Regions from separate parts of the Homo sapiens genome. Here region 1 is linked to region 2. A link is a loop called in an ENCODE intact Hi-C map of the cell type or tissue named here. Cell type or tissue: endothelial cell of umbilical vein. All regions are shown on one strand. Links, peaks and the distances in the headings refer to the core of each region. The heading gives the core; the rest is flanking DNA. Region 1 overlaps ERG (ETS transcription factor ERG). Region 2 overlaps ERG (ETS transcription factor ERG).

Region 1 (8,340 bases), core at 260-8,259, 100 kb before region 2:
ATATTGCAGTACACCATCTATTTAATTTTTTGAATACTTTTTATTAGTATTGGTGCCTAGAAAGGAATTATTGAGCCAATGGGTATATATATTTTTTAAGTCTTTGCCAAATTTAAATATTTGCCAATTTAAAAAATAATTACCAGATTATTCTCTGGAAGGATTATACCAGTTCTCCCTTTTTCTAGCCACATATGAGACCAGTTCCACACTACACCCATAACAACTCTGAATATTTTACTCTTTGAATCTTTGCCATTCTGACAGATAAGAACAGAATCTCATTTTTATTTGTACTTCTTTAATTTTAGTATTTCATTACATTTTTTTGTTTGTTTGCTGTGAACCCATTTTGGCTAGTGGTCCACTGTGACCTCTGGATTTTTTTTCTTATTTATACTTTTATTCTCTGTTTGGTCTAGCTTACTTTCCACATATTTCCCCTACTGAGCTTGGCCAAGACATGTTTTATAAAATTTCACATCGATTCCCATCTGTCCACTCTCCCACTCTTCATTTTCTTTCCTGTCAGCACATTCTCCCAGCTTTGCTTGTGTTTGTTGTTGAGTGTGAATAATTTATGTATACCCACTGATATCGCAGAAGCTGTTTTTAGTGATATCTTATCCATTTCTTCTGTGTCCTCAACAGTGACTGGCAAAGAGTAGAGGTTCAATAAGCACTTGTTGAAAACATAAACTTAAATTTTAATTATTTGAAATCATAAAGAGGAAGTTAAGATATCAGAGTAATGTAATTATCATTGTAGACTTCAAATAGAATTCTTATGTTTTTAGAGACATTTCTCCTAGTAAAATAACGTTAATTAAAATTGACTTAAATTGATGTTTAAGAAAGTATAAAAAATGTAGCTGTAGTATCTTGAATTCATAATCCAAACTAACATCATCCTAATAACTGCTTGTTATGTGCCAAGTCCTGTGCTAAACTCTCATAATGTCTCATGTGATCCTCACAGCAGCCTGGGTACTGCTGCTTTCTTACAGATAAGGACAAAGGATTAGAGAGGCGAAGTATCTTATACAAGTCACACAAATCTGTCTCCCTTCTCTTTATCATCTGATCTCTTTTTTCCTGCTATTCACCCTAGCTGTACATAGTGAATTACTGTGCAGAGAAACATGATGTATTAAGTGTTATGGAGACACATGAAATAATTGGATAATGAAAATTATTATCGCTGGTTACTTTATGTTATCTACTCTTCTGGGAAAAATCCCATAGGCAGCAATTCTTATACTCTAGGTGGCTAATCAAAACAAAGTTCTAGAAAATTCAAGAGGTAAAACTCTAGCACTGAATTCTATATTTGCTCAGTGACAAGAATTCTTTCCATATTTGGCGAGATCCAAGGGGCAGTGCTTCCAGATTCCAGATCAGCTGCTGATTTAAATTTCCTCATCCCAAGTATCAACTTCCTTGCACTCGTCTTGGGCGTCAATAATGAACACGCAGGTCAGAGTTTTCCATAAGGCCTTAACAAGTCTTTCAGCAGGGTGTTCATGGAATTAAACTCTGGGAAGAACGGTAATCTGCTGTTGTACACAGATAAGTACAGAGACATTTTGAAAAGAAATGCTAAGGCCAAGCAAAATGATTTATTTTTAAAGTGCCACATCAGAATCCAATCATAACATTAACCTCAGGGCTGTTACTTTAAACACGTTTGGTAAAAACAATGCTTGTCGAATTTTTGAAAATATAATAACTTTATGCAAAGATCCCGCACTCTTGCATTTAACACATTCCACTTTTTAAATCCTTCTGCCTTGATGATTTAAAATCTCCCTTGCTGGTTTTTTTGTTTTTTAAATTTACCAAGTATTGATACAGAATCAGCACTGAAGACAGGACCCTTCTGCTACCTCCACATTCACATTCCCCCCAAGGCCATTCATTCAGATCGTCAGCCAGCAGTGAGTTTCTCATCTCCATGCTCTTTGGGTTTCATCGGGTTTTATTGGGTCTTTTTTTTTTTTTTTTTAATTTTGACAGTGTGCACATGATGCTCACCTTTGAGGAAGAAGAAACTGTTGAAACAACACTTTAGAATCTGTCAACACAATTAGTTTGTGTCTCAATTTGAGGTAGATGTCCCAAGACATTGCTCCAAGTTAAAAAGAAAAAAAAAGTATGTGGTTTTGCATTGCGTAGTCCTCTTTGGATCCATACGATATGTGTGCCTTCCCTGACCTTCCAGAGAGCATCAAAAACATGAAGGTTGAATCCAGAGAGCACAGCCCACTTTTATCTTTGGCCCAGGGAGGCACTTGGTACTCTGTATTTCTTCGTGGCATCCTTAAAATAGCCTCTGTGGAAAAGGGATTGGCCTTATCTTCCGTGCAACGGATGGGAGGCATAGATATAGCTGCTGGCAAGGGGAAGTGGAAAGAGGCCCATCTGGGAGAGGGTGGCCCGGAGCTTTAGTTTGATGCTGCAGGACTTCCCCAGGTGAACGCACCTCTCCTGGCCCTAGCTCCCTTATAGGAAAATGGAGGTGGTCAGCTCCGCCTTCTCCACAGTGACCATCTGCTGACTGTGCTGCTGCCAGGACGCAGGGGGAGCTAACAGCAGTGCCCCTATCGGATCTTCAAACCGGGGAGGGGTCTCGTGCAGTGGGCAGGGGAAATGGGCTCCCACCTGGCTTTTGGGGTTCACTCCCTGGCTGTTCTACTTCCTGGCCATTTCACCTTTGGCAAGCCACAGCCTCACAGGAGATAGGCTTTTCCATCGGTGAAATGGGTAGAGTGATAGTTCCTACTTCACAGGGTTATAGTGAGATTCACCAAGTCGCAAGAGCCCAGAACTGTATATGGCACACATAAGCTCCTCAATCAAAGTTAGTTAATTTTACTATTCATTCAAGCCAAATACATTTTTCTTCTAAGACTAAAATCAGGGAATCTATGAAAAGCATTTCCCCCTACCTTTTTTTTTTCAATTTCTACAACAGTTTGTGAATTGAATTTTGTTTTCAATTAGCCAATTTGTCCATTTTCCTGTGATGAACATGTTTTTATCTCTTCATTATAAAGTAAGAACTCTGACAGACACAGTGAGCTCCCAATTATTCACGAGCACCTGATCTGCATTGGAGATTGCTTAAAACAGGGCTGGGAAATGCTTGCTGGTGAGTTCACCGGACACTGCACAGCAGGTCCTGGAAGGAGACATTCAGGGCGTTGTTAACTTCTGTGTCTCCCTATTCTTCTTATTCTCCTTCCATACTCTTTCTCTCTCATTGCAATCGCTATCCACCTGGAAGGCGGCTTGAAAAACACAAAAGACAACAAGGATGATGAGGGGGACCCCTCCTGAGCCTCTTAAATGCTGAGGGATCCTTCCTGGACCTGTTTTTATTCATTCCAAGCTGCCTCTCCTAGACAATCACTTCTCTTACCCCAGGAAATCTGGGACGGTGCAGGTTTGCAAGCTTGATCTGGAATAAAGAAACAAAGGAAAAGACGGACCAGGAGGCTTGGCCTACGCCAGGCAAAAGTCAGCAAAAGCAGCCACTACACATCTCCTTTTGAGTTCTAACTTTTCACTTTGTCTTGTGTGAACTCCTAAACTGGAAGCATATTTATAGTCACGTAAAAATAAGAATATTGTCCAAGGCCAAATGTAAGTGACTTTTATGAGTTATTGGACTTTGTGAATTACTCATTCTACCAACCTGAATTAACATAGATAGTTTTGTTGACTTTACCTTCTTTGTAAGCCAAACAGTATGAACTCGGTTAAGCCGGTCTTAGGAGAAAAGACATAAAATGTGTGTTGCTAGGATAGCATTCTAGTGAAGGAAGCCACTTCTTTGTTTCTTGTGCATCCCTGTGAGGGTACCTCTGTCCATCCCAAGAGCTGTTTTCATGGACTCACTGTTGAAAGCCCAAGCCTATTGTAACCAATTTTGATAAGCTGGTTACAAAATAAGCACATGTATACATTTTTTAAAGCCTTGTTCTTCTGGAGATGGAAAACATCTTTTTTTAGATCACATGTTTACTGCTTTGGTAAACAGTAAAATGCTGCTACAGCAATTACCTTGAGGATAAAGGGTTTGTAGACAGATACTTCCTGCGTTCACTTCCTACACAGATAGCCAGCCCAACCAGAGACGCACTGATGCAGGAAGGGCTCCCAGTGGAAACTTCCTCTCTCCGAATGCGTGGTCCATTATTCGTTATCTCCTCTCCAAGGGGAATAAGCTTGTTGCTCCAGATTTTCTAGGAGAATTCTGTCTTGAAACAGGTAAAAATATAAAGTTTCTAAAGTAATGATTACAGTACCTCGTTCTCATCCTCGGTGTCATCTACTCGGTGATTTTTAAGGGGACGTGATTAGACTAGAATAGACTTGTCTATGAGTAACATGCCCCGTAGGCACCTCTGTCTCCTTTGAATCATGGAAAATGATGCATAATTCGAATGTTTTTATATTTGGTAGAAAAATAAGTCTCTTTGAGATTCAATGGAAGGCCTTTTCTATGGTTAGTTGAAAGGTCATTTTAGATTTTGCTTTCTTTAGTCAAGCAGAGATTACCAGATTTGGGTACAAAAAATATCAGCTCACAGATTGTTCTCTGTGCTGATTTTACAGCAGTTACTAAATTCCAACGAATGCATTGTTTAGGCCCTTTGAACCGAAGCAAATAAAACCACAGTGCACACACACTAAACAATAGGGCATCATCAATTAGCCATCTACAGGATGTGTCCTTGCAGACTGGCCCCTTTGTAGGAGAAAAAAAAATAGATCAAGTCAACAAACAATAACACTGAACAATAAACTAAACAAAATAAATAGCACCTGGGAGCCCCTTAAGCACTGGCGAAGCACCAAAGGGTGATGTTTACACACTGTACACACGGAAACCCACAGCTCCACCCAGATCTCCTGCAGGTCCCTAAAATACTCAAAGAACTCAGCAGCCAATCATTGCTGGGTCACCTCATGTTGAAGGGTACCCCCTTTGGCGATCAGAAAATGCTGAGCCTCTTAAATGCTGTTTTCATTCACTCCAAGCTAGCTCTCATAGACAATCACTTCTCTCACCCCAGGAAGTCTGGGACAGTGCATTGCGAAGGGAAGAAGGCAGTATCTAACAGAGCCTTCTGCCTGGCCTATTCCATAAGTGCCGATGACTGCCAGGTGGGGGGCAGAGATTGCATTTGACCCCGAGAGACTGCCAGACATGGTGAGATGCTGTCATGTCTCACGTAGATGTTATTGCACGAATATATTCTAGTGATTTTATCCACATATTCAATATATGTATTTTGTATTTAACATGAAATTGAATTGAAGTGAAATTGCCCAAAGAGATATTTTCCTTTAGGGACTCATTTCTTCACATACTTTTGCTTATCTTGTTGGAAGACACACTATGTCAATCTCAGTATCCTGTTTGAATGAAGACTGCTTTCCTCCTATGTATCTGTTGCCCCTAGACAGTCATTGTGCAGCTTGTTACCTTTCTGTGAAACTCCATGAGACAGCTCCAGCATTCATCCTTACAGGTGCTACCTCCTGACACTTCTGCTTCTTTGCAAAATGACTTCCCTGATCTCCTGAGTCTGTATTGTTTCCAGTGCTGCCTGAACCACATTTGGGTGATGCTACAGGACCAGACAGCAGACAGATTTGTCATGGATGCCTGATGGGATAGGACCCTGTTGGCATCCTCTCTGAAAATCTCCCTTGCCTGGCTAGGGATTGTTTTATTTTATTTTCTTTAGCCTGTAGCAAATACAGGTTCAGTATCTCCATTGAATAATATATTGTAGAAAGAAAGGCAGTAATAAAAACTTCGTTCTTTTTCCCCATTTGAAAAACAATTATTATAGGAGTTTAGAAAATAAAAATTTTAAAAACAAAATTAAAATAATTGATGTTACACCATCAAGGGTCTTTGAATACTCGATTCTTTTTTGATTTTTTTTGTCTTTACTCCTGTACCAATGTATCCTTTTTAAAGAATAATAAAATTTGAGAAATTAAACTCATTGTTATTAGTACCTTTCTATCCACTTCTTTTTTTTTTCCAGGATAGTGAAAAAAAAAAAAAAAAGAGGAGTGAGGGCTGAACTTGTTACGATTTAGAAATTAAGGCCCATTTTCCTTCTTAAGAACCCAGTTTCTCTATATGAAGCAGATCCAGACCGCAGGTCCCTGTCCCACCACGCCTTTCACTTCCCTGTGCCTCGTTTCCTCATCTGTAGAAGAGAGTCAGTCATGATAATAACTCCTACTTCTTGGTAGTGTTGCAAGGATTAAGCAGCTTAATACTTGTATGTGCTTTGAACAGTAACGTGCTGTAGTGTACAAAAGATGTAAATTGCAGACCAGGCATGCTGGCAGCTGCCTGTAGTTTCAGCTTCTCGGGAAGCCAAAGCAAAGGATCTCTTGAGCCTCAGTATCTGAGGTCAGCCTGGGCAACCTGGCAAAATACCTCATCTCATAATAATAACAACAATAATAATAATGTTAGCTGTTATGGGCTGTTATTGGTTACTTATCCTAGTCACAGTCTTCTTATTTAATTTACTCTCATATCTCAATTGTTTTTTTGAAGTAATCAATTATCTTCCTTGATTGTGTTTGTTTCCAGTATTTGTCTTTGGAAAGGAATCCTGCATTTATACCTGGTTATTTATAGCTTCTTCTAAAGGGGTGAAAGTATTTCCCTACACAGTCATGCATCACCATGCCCGGTCAGTTCTGAGAAATGAGTTGTTAGATGATTTCATCGTGCAAACATCACAAAGAGCACTTACACAAATGTACATGGCATAGCCGGCTGCACACGTAGGCTACAGGCTATAAGTGTAGCCTGTGCTCCTAGGCTACAAACCTGTGCAGCATGTGACCAGGCTGAATACTGTAGGCAATTGTGACACTTAACACAATGGTTTTTATGTATCAAAATGTGGGAAAGGTATAGTAATAATGCAGTAGAGGCCAGGTGCGGTGGCTCACACCTGTAATCCCAGCACTTTGGGAGGCTGAGGCGGGCAGATCACGAGGTCAGGAGATGGAGACCATCCTGGCTAACACAGTGAAATCCCGTCTCTACTAAAAATATAAAAAATTAGCCAGGCATGGTGGCACGCACCTGTAGTCCCAGCTACTCAGGAGGCTGAGGCAGGAGAATTGCTTGAACCTGGGAGGCAAAGGTTGCTGTGAGCTGAGATCATGCCTCTGCACTCCAGCCTGGGCTACAGAGCGAGACCCCATCTCAAAATAATAATAATTATTATTATTAAGAAGGGAAAAAAATGATACACCTGTACACCTGTATAAGGCACTTACCATGAATGGAGCTTGCAGGATGGAAAGTGGCTGTGGATCTGGGTGAATCAGTGAGTGGTTAGTGAATGTGAAAGCCTAGGACATCACTATCTACTACTGTAGACTTATAAACACTGTATATTGGCCAGGCGCGGTGGCTCATGCCTGTAATCCCAGCACTTTGGGAGGCCGAGGTGGGCGGATCACGAGGTCAGGAGATCGAGACCATCCTGGCCAACATAGTGAAACCCCATCTCTACTAAAAATACAAAAATTAGCCGGGCATGGTGGCGCATGCCTGTAATCCCAGCTACTTGGGAGGCGGAGGGAGGAGAATCCCTTGAACCAGGGAGTTGGAGGTTGCAGTGAGCTGAGATTGCGCCACAGCACTCTAGTCTGGTGACACAGCGAGACTCCATCTCAAAAAAAAAAAAAAAAAGACTGTATATTTACACTAAATTTATTAAAACATTTCTTCAATAGTAAATTCATATTAGATTACTATAACTTTTTTTACTTATTAATTTTTTAAACTTTTTGACTCTTTTGTACTCACTTAGCTTGAAACACAAATATGTGGTTCAGTTGTACAGAAATATTTTCATTCTTTATATCCTTACTCAATAAGCTTTGTTCTATTTTTTTTTTAACTTTCTAAACTTTTTATTAAAAACTAAGACACAAACACATACATTAGCGTAGGTCTACACAGGGTCAGGATCATCAATATCACTGTTTTTCATCTCTACATCTTGTCCCTGTGCCACTGGAAGGTCTGCAGGGACAATAATCTGTGTGGAGCTGTCATCTCCTACGATAACAGTGCCTTATTTTGGAATCCTTCTTGAAGGACCTGCCTGAGGCTGTTTTACAATTAACTTTTTTTTTTTTTGGAAATAGAAAAAGTACACTCTAAAATAATGATGAAAAGTATGGTATAGTAAATATGTAAACCAATAACATAGTCAACTATTATCATTATCAACTATTATGTACTGTACAGAATTGTATGTGCTATACTTTATACAA
Region 2 (8,340 bases), core at 333-8,332:
GGCTGTGGGAGCAATACTATTTCAGTCCTGTAATTCATTTCATGCAGGTCATTTTAGAGAAATTCTAAATTTATTTAGAACATTAGAAATGGGAGACATTTGCCTATGAAAATCACTAGATCAGATAAGACTGATTTAATATAAATTGATGAGATTATAAAGGGAAAATGGGAGTTGGCTAAGAGAGGCAGCTGGCAAATAAAAAGATAAGGCAGCGATCACTTCCCAGGAGATGCAAGAAGAAAAAGAAGCTGAATGTCATTTGATTGATTTAGGAACAGACCTCAAACAAAAATGGGCTGGTTCATCCAAGTTGTAGACTCTGCTTTGGATGAGTCATGAAGATAATAAAGAGACAGATGTAGATCAGTCCCAGTGGAAGCAGGATGAACTAGATTGTAAGAAACTTTTATTGGGGTCTTGACTTATGGTTGTAGGAAATTAGAAGAGTTGGAAAGCTCTGGGAGAATCTGCCAATGGAAGTTTTCAGACAAACGGGTGAGAATTTTAGACCACTATAATATATGAAATTTTAATTTGTAAATAAAACTCAAATCTAGTGGGATATTTCTTTGGATTACCAGATTTTTTTGCACAAAGTTTATTCTAATAAATACAAAATCAAATAAAAAACCAAAGCATCTCTTATAAAAATTACATGATTGATCTTTTAGTCAATTTATTTGTCTTTACAGATTTACCATATGAGCCCCCCAGGAGATCAGCCTGGACCGGTCACGGCCACCCCACGCCCCAGTCGAAAGGTACAGTGTTGGCTCCCATGACCCTGAGTTTCATGTCACAGGCAGTGGATGACTGTTGATGGAGTATATAATAATTTCTGTGGTTAATCTGTGATTTTGCAACATGTGATGGGTTTGTTCCATTGACGACAAGAGTACAATTGATCTTTCACTGCAGTGATTCTTTCTCCATTTGGGTCATCAGGACTTTCATAACAAAAATAAAGGAATGATGTAGTGTATGTCAACCTTCACAAATGCATGTTTCATGGGATGTTTGAGTACACATTAAATAATCGGTGTTTTCCTGAATCTTGGCCATGCTTAAAAGTATCCCTGGCTTTACTTTATTTGACTGGTGGTTTCCCTTTATGTGTTTATCTTAGACTATGATTTATTGTAATCTGTTTGGTAAGCCATTCCAAATTCTTTTTTTTTTTTACTTTTGGAAAAAGTGGGAGGTATCCATTTTTTAAATAATTGGAAATGTCCTCTTTTTTTGTTACAGTGTTTACATTTGATTTCATCAGAAAGGAAAATTTTTCCTTACCGTGAGATGCTTCTGAGTTAGACTATTATGTTAATAACTAAATTAACTGATAGAATGATTATGCAACAACATCAAAGACTAGTGACCAAATCTGTTATAGCTAATTGCCTTTTGTATTTCTGGATTTTCAGCTGCTCAACCATCTCCTTCCACAGTGCCCAAAACTGAAGACCAGCGTCCTCAGTTAGGTATGTTTCAGGGGCCGTCTGGATAACCATAAGAGAAGATTCAGGCTCAGCAGCACATTTCTAAAATGCTTCACTTTTTAATGGAAATTAACATGATTGTTTGCCTCTTTTCGACAGCTCCATACATAAGATAGGGCCCAAGTCATCAGCCTACTCATGCGAGGTGACTTGAGATGGTGCTAAAACACGTCCCCAACTATGCAATAAATAGGGAAAAAAATTCTACGTGCACACAGGCTGCTTCTTTGTGATCCATTAATTTTTTAGATTTTACTTTCCATGCCTAAACAACACAGCCTGCACGGCCCTGGATTGATGGGGCTTGGCACATGTTTGCCCTCTTTATATCATTGGTTGGTGTGAGCCTTGAGCTATATGTCAGGATCCTGGGGTTGAATCCAAGCCCTGCCACCAATTAGGAGTCCCCTAGCAAGACATCTGAGATGCCGTGTGACATCTTCTCTCATAGAGGAGGTGGAGGCAGTTGATTTGGAGTTGGAGGACATTTTCGGCTCTGAAATCTGAAAAAACAATTAAGTCAGGCATTATGTCTGAAGTCACATCATACTATGTTACAACTATGTCTAGGATTTGACTTTGTTTCTTTTTGCTGTAGATCCTTATCAGATTCTTGGACCAACAAGTAGCCGCCTTGCAAATCCAGGTGAGAAACTGCTGATGATTTTCTTCTTACAAAATTACTTTTTGGCAGTGGTTATTTTGAAAAGTAAATTGGTATTGGTGAGAAATTCCTTCAACTGAACAGATTTTAGTTTTAGGTCTCACTGAATTATTTGCCTTAATGGAAAGATGGGTTGGGTTATAAATTAAGATTTCAGCTTCAGCAAAGAACATTATAACCTAATCCAAGCTGTAATAGTTTTCTAGGGCTGCTGTAACAAAGTACCACGGATTAGGTGGCTTAAACAACAACAGTTTATTGTCTCGCAGTTCTGGAGGCTGGAAGTCTGAAATCAGAGTGTCATGGTGGCAGGTTTCGTTCCTTCTCAGGGCTGTGAGGGAGGGATCTGTCCTGGGGGCTCTCCCTGGCTTACAGATAGCCATCATCTCCTCGTGTCTCTTCTCATCATCATCTCTCTGTGTGTGTCAGTCTCTGTGTCCAAATGCCTCTTTTGCATAAGGACATTGGTCAGGTTGGAATACCTACCCCATAACCTTACTATAACTTGATTACCTCATTTAGGATCTTATCTCCAAAAAAGGTCACATTCTTAGATACTGCGGGTTAAGATTTCAACATAGGGAATTGAGGGAACACAATTCAACCCATTATACAAGCAGATAAAATAACTAGTATTTTTTAAAAGAGAGCCTTGATACAACCACAAGACTTCAAATTCAGGCTCATCTTCGATGGTCTGTTTCTGAACTTCGATGCTAGAAGAAAGTGCAGATTCTTAATTAGCCCATTTGTAACCAGTGCATTGCCAAGGTTTGTCACCTGTCCTAGTGTTTCAGTGCCAACCACATAGTTTTATTTGTTTGTATTCAGATCAGAACCAGCTGTGCTGGCACCAGCTTCAGAAATTCATAGCCTATGCTGCATATTCCCAACTGCAAATTCAAATGCCAAGATGTTACAGGCATATTGCAAGCACAAGATGGAATGTGTATTTCCTAAACGTTGAGGCCAAAATAAGGTTCGAAATGGAATAATTAAGATTTAATCAGTGTACATCCCTGCAAGAGAATCTACACATTGAAAACACGAAATGTTATCATTATTGAACATCTGTATTTTTGAAGTTAAATTTTGGTTAATGTTAATGAATTCAATGAATTTTTTTTACACAGCTGAAAATCTAAAGAAAACTAGTTAGCCTGGGGCCTAGACTAGGTGCTCAATAATTATTTGTTGCATACATGAATGCCAAGGATAATGAGATATAGTCCTTTAGCTCAGGGTGCTTTTGGTCCGTGGAGAGATGGACACAGGTAGTTACAACATTGTCCCAAACACAGAGCCACAGGCCCTTTTTGCTCATGCTGGCTTTCATCTAGTAGCCCAGGCTCCTGAGGCTGTGGTCTCTTCTCAGCCTTCTGCTCAGCTTTTCATTTGCAACTCTGCCATATAACCATTCAAATAAAAATAATGACTATGTTTTGAGATGATTATTATCAGTCATGCTTCAGGAAGACTGATCTGGCAGCAATGTTCAGGATAGATTAGAAAAAAGAAAATGACGGAAGCTGAAACACTCTGGGAATGTTAATACAATCATGTGAAATAACAATCAAACAGCTCCCATCCCGCAGAATGCCCCCCATAGAATGTCTGTGGTCCCTTCTGTGTCTCATAACAGCCCTGGGAGGTTACTATCTCCATCCTACAGAAAAGGAATTAGAAGTCCAGAGAAGTTAAGTAACTTTTCCTGTGTCACACAGCCAATGATAAGGGAGGTCAGGTTAGAAACCTGACTCTGTCTGCAAAGTCTACTTTTGTTTTCTTGCCCTACTCTGCCACTGACTAAGTATGAAGGGAAGAGGAGGTCTTACAAAATGCGGACTGTGAGAATAGAAAGCAAGGATTTCCTTTCAGGGTCATAACTGCTTAGGTGCAGGCGATGAATCTGAGGTCAGGAAGGAAGAGGAGGAAAGAGTCAAGCTGCACCAAAGAAGACCAAACTGGCCTTTGCACTCACACATTGGCCAAATGAAACATATATGTCCATGACCACGTTGTCACAGCCCAAAGGTACTGCTTGGCTTGTTTGTAGAATAGGGCCTGAGTCACTTGCTCCTAAGCAAAGTGCCAGCTTTCACAAGGGAACACTGCATATGCCCTGGGCCCAGCAGCCCGGGGATGCCCTTTGTAGATAGAGGGACCTGAGCTCAGAGCAAGGAGACCGGAAACTCATCACAGGCCTGGGGAAGGAGGACTGTGCTTCATACCATTAAGACTGTTCTTAATGGGCCTGGAGAAAATGGCAACATCCCATCTTTGATTTGCAGGCAAGTGACTTTAAGATAAAGATTTATTTCATTTAGTTTCTGATGAATTTGACTTTCTCTCCATCTATCTTTAGGTTTGTGTCTGTTGTGCTCATGTGAACTTTTCCCCTGAAACCAGAATGTCTTTTATCTTTGTATTAATGACAATGCTTCTTCCTGTTTGATTCTATTTTTCTATTCTCTGATAAATAAATCTTTCATCACTTAAAAATTGCTGTCTTTGCTCTTCATACAATACAAATTCCTTTTCATCATTTTAAGTGGAAAGATTGCATCATATAGTATGAATGCACAGGATGATGTCAGCATCCCAACATCTCTATCCCAAATATTCACTTGATGTGTACTTTGGACATCACTTTTCCTGCTGAGAACAGTGTGTCCCTGCATTCTGATATCATGGATCGGTTATAAGCAACACAGCTCCTTTACATCCCATCAGAGCAGCTGAGAATCTATCTAACATGGTTCCTCTAATGAAAGAGCTTTGGTGGGTTATGTTCAGAGGCTTCCTTGATGCTAACTGGATACTCTTCAATGGTGCACATGAAAATACATCCTGCCTCTTGCAGAACGACAGACCAGGCTAGGGATGTTTTCCCATTTGTTAGGAGGTGGCAGTGTGCAGTCTTCCAGTGGGAGTCCCCCAGGGAGGGGACAACATGGAAAGGACCTGAGGAGGCTACAGAGGTGTGCATAAACCAGGCCTGAAAGCAAGTTTGCGCAGTGATTAAGCATGGCAGCCTAGAGTCTGGATTTCAACCCTTGCCAACGCTAAGCAAAATAAGTCAGTCTACCTCTCTAAGCTCCAATTTCGTCACTTCTCCAATGGACTAATCACATGATTCCTGTGGGGATTAAATAAACCAATACATGTAAAGCGTTTAGAATGGTGCATGGCACACAGTAAGCTTTCAGAGGATATCAGTCAGCCCAAGAATAGCACCGTTTCAAGCTTCTTCATGGTTCAATAGGCCAATTGAACAGTATTTCTCTTTCTTTAGGCATTTCCTGGCTATAGGAGAGGAGTGTTATCTTTCCTTAAACTCTGATTTTCAGCCCAAAGAAATTCTGACAAGACCATTCAAGTACTGAGTTCATCCTTACCATGATCTTGCAAGATAGTACTATTACCATCACCCCCACTTTACAGATGACGATACTGAGGCAGAGAGAGCTGCGAGAGTTGCCAAACGTCCCACAAAGGGCAGAGGCAGGATTCAGCTGAAGCAGTGGCAACTCCAAAGTTGGTGCTCCCTACCACCATGCTTTCCTGCCCCTCCAGTAAGTGGTGCCTGAGCCTCACTGAGCCTCGGGGCAGAGACTTCCATTCAGGACACACCTGCTGGACACACCTGCTGCCTTGCAGAGGGTCCAGGCCATGCACACGGGATCTTCTGCACCACCCCTGGCTTCTAGAGAAAGTGGCCCCAAACCACTGCCACATGGTACTGGTGGGGCCCCTCACGGCTGTATTTACTGCCCTTGTTCATCAGCTGACGGCTGCAGGGCTTTGCACCAGGATGCTGTTTCCACCAGACACAGCTGCTGACTCACTCTGCAGCTCTCTGCTTTGCTCTGTGGTTTGTAAACCGTTTAGTTTTTTTTTCCCCCTTTTTTGCTCAGTCTGTACCCCTTTGCTACCCTGTTTCTCTCCCTTTCTTTTAACAATATTAGGAGATTACTTTCCTCTGTAAAATTAAAGGAGTGCCTCTGTCTTCTTAAAAGCCACAGCCGCTCCCTTTCACCCACAGGGTTCTCTGTAGGTGGACAATGCTGCTTGCCACTGTTTTTTACCTCCAAATATGTTTTATTTTGGTAATTACCCTAAGAAAAAATTAGTTCCTCCTTACTGACATCGCAAGGATGTTATTAAGAGAGAGTAAAAAAAAAAAATAGATCTGAAGGGTTTACCCAAGAAAGGTGAGTCCTAAGGTAGAGGTGGTGATGCTACTCAATGAAAGCTCTTGTCTTTCAAGAACTTCTCTTTGTAAATCCTGGTTTGGCCCATGAGTGACCCAAGCCACTTTTAGGCTTTCCTAAACCCTAAGCATTCTTGTTTGGAAATCTCTATTCTATATTCTAAAATGCACCTCGTCACACATTAAATGTTATTGTTTTGGAAGTAAAATAAGAATTTAAAAATTGCTCTTAAAATTTTATGACTGAGAATAATTCCTTTACCACTGACAATTTTTTAACAACCATTGTTCATTTTTGAGAATTCTTGCAGTGAGAAATTTTGTTCTACACACTGCAAAATGCAGCGAATTTTGTTACAAATATTAAATTTAACAATTAATGAGTTTGACATGATGTTACTCTTTCTACCATTTACTTAAACATTCATTGATTTTGCATTTCCAGGTTTCTTTCAAGGTTTGAAAGCTGATGAATTTTGCTTACAGTTCTCTTATTTCTATAGACCCTCCCTTGAAATTCTCACAGTCCTGAGCCCTATGTCTTTATGGCTACTGGGTAAAATAGTCAAGTGAGAAATTAGCTCATCCATCCTTTGGGCATAGAGTTTGCTGCCACAAATTTAGGTCCCCTGCTTTCTAACTCTTCAGAAATAGGAGAGACATGAGATCACTTTTGTCCACTGATTCTGTCCTACACACGTTTATAAGAGAAATGGGTGAGGGACAAATTGCTAAGAGGCAATGCCAAGGTTTGAGTAGATTCCAAGTGTGATTTCGGCAGGTCTGTGGAGTTGCTTTCTCTATGGGAGAAAGTTGACGCTGAATATTTATTTTCAAACAACCGTATGTGTTTATATTGAAGCATCTGTTAGACTGTTAAATCAAAAATCCATGCCTTTTCCTATTCCCAGGTCATATACGGAATTTTTTCAAGTTGTAATTTTTTGGTTACAATATATATACTAAGACCATATGGTTTTCTCATACCATTCTTTGTATTTTCTAAATGCATATTAATAAAATGTTGGAGGCAACAAAACTTGATTGGGAACAGTTTGTATATGTGGTTCTGAAAAAGCAAAGGCTTCCACTTCAATGAGCTACAAGCTGTTAATACATTTCAAATGTGTTGCTAGACTGAAAATGAGCACTTTCCAGCATAGATTCAGAAAAAGCTGACCTTTCTCACAGTGCTATTGTATGGATAAATTCACAAAAATATCCATGTCCATGTAGCCAACATGCAAAGCAGAGTTTATAAGTTGGGTGATATGTACAGGAGGCTAGCGAGGATTTAGAAGAAAATGAACGTAAAATTGATTTTTACAGTATATTACTTCCCTGAGTAGATGTCAGTTAAAGTTACTTTAATCATTTTATCACATCGATTGATATTACTTACACTATAATAAAAGGTAATCTTTTGGTAATAAGTCTAAGGCAGTGCTGTAACTGGAATTTGGGAGGAAAGACCCACCTCCCATCTGTTCTTAAGCTTCTGAAATATGTTCAGCACAGCTTAGCTTCTCTTGGTACGGATACTGCTGTCAATATTTACATGCTGCTGTCTTCTAGGGAGCCATAAACTATCTTCAAGTATTGTAACATAGCAGCTAGAATGATGTGCCTAGATTTTTCTTTGAATTTCATAAAACAAAGCTGTATCTGTATGATTTCAATGAAATCAAGAAAATTCTGACTTTGTCCACCCAGCTAAATGTGATCTCTTTGACAAAGGAAGAGTCTCATTCAGCTTCCCAAGGGGACTTGCAATCACTCATTGTTGGGGTTTTTCTTCTGGAAATGCTGCTTAACACAATTGGCGTTGCAGCACACAGGCAAGGCACTGGTTTCCGTTACGATGCGCTTGCCCAAATACTGGAACTGGGTGATCTGGTTTGAAAAAGAGCCAGCTTTTTTTTTTTTTTTCCTAAACTTCCTCATTTTGAGTGGGTTAATTCTGT

Evidence for each region. Peaks named below come from ENCODE experiments on the same cell type or tissue, not always from the same donor. Only the 100,000 strongest peaks of a DNase experiment are listed, where the experiment ranks them.
Region 1: a loop joins it to region 2, with 4 times the contacts of the local background. A loop is called at or near these places in 11 of 110 quality-filtered maps.

What each region holds. Positions count from the first base shown.
Region 1 is chr21:38,484,872-38,493,211 of GRCh38, reverse strand. All of the region lies in intron 1 of ERG (ETS transcription factor ERG), which reads left to right. Among named protein-coding and RNA genes, the nearest start is that of ERG, 9.4 kb to the left of the region's middle. In endothelial cell of umbilical vein, for the core only: no CTCF peak of the experiment used is centred there; DNase peaks (open chromatin) are centred at 1,001, 1,441, 4,411, 6,727 and 2 weaker places; H3K4me3 peaks cover 476 bases; H3K27ac peaks cover 7,800 bases.
Region 2 is chr21:38,384,800-38,393,139 of GRCh38, reverse strand. It overlaps ERG (ETS transcription factor ERG), which reads left to right. Exons shown (of 10, transcript NM_182918.4): 7 at 696-764; 8 at 1,425-1,481; 9 at 2,098-2,145. Among named protein-coding and RNA genes, the nearest start is that of LINC01423, 43 kb to the right of the region's middle. In endothelial cell of umbilical vein, for the core only: no CTCF peak of the experiment used is centred there; DNase peaks (open chromatin) are centred at 3,019, 3,849 and 4,709; H3K27ac peaks cover 4,072 bases.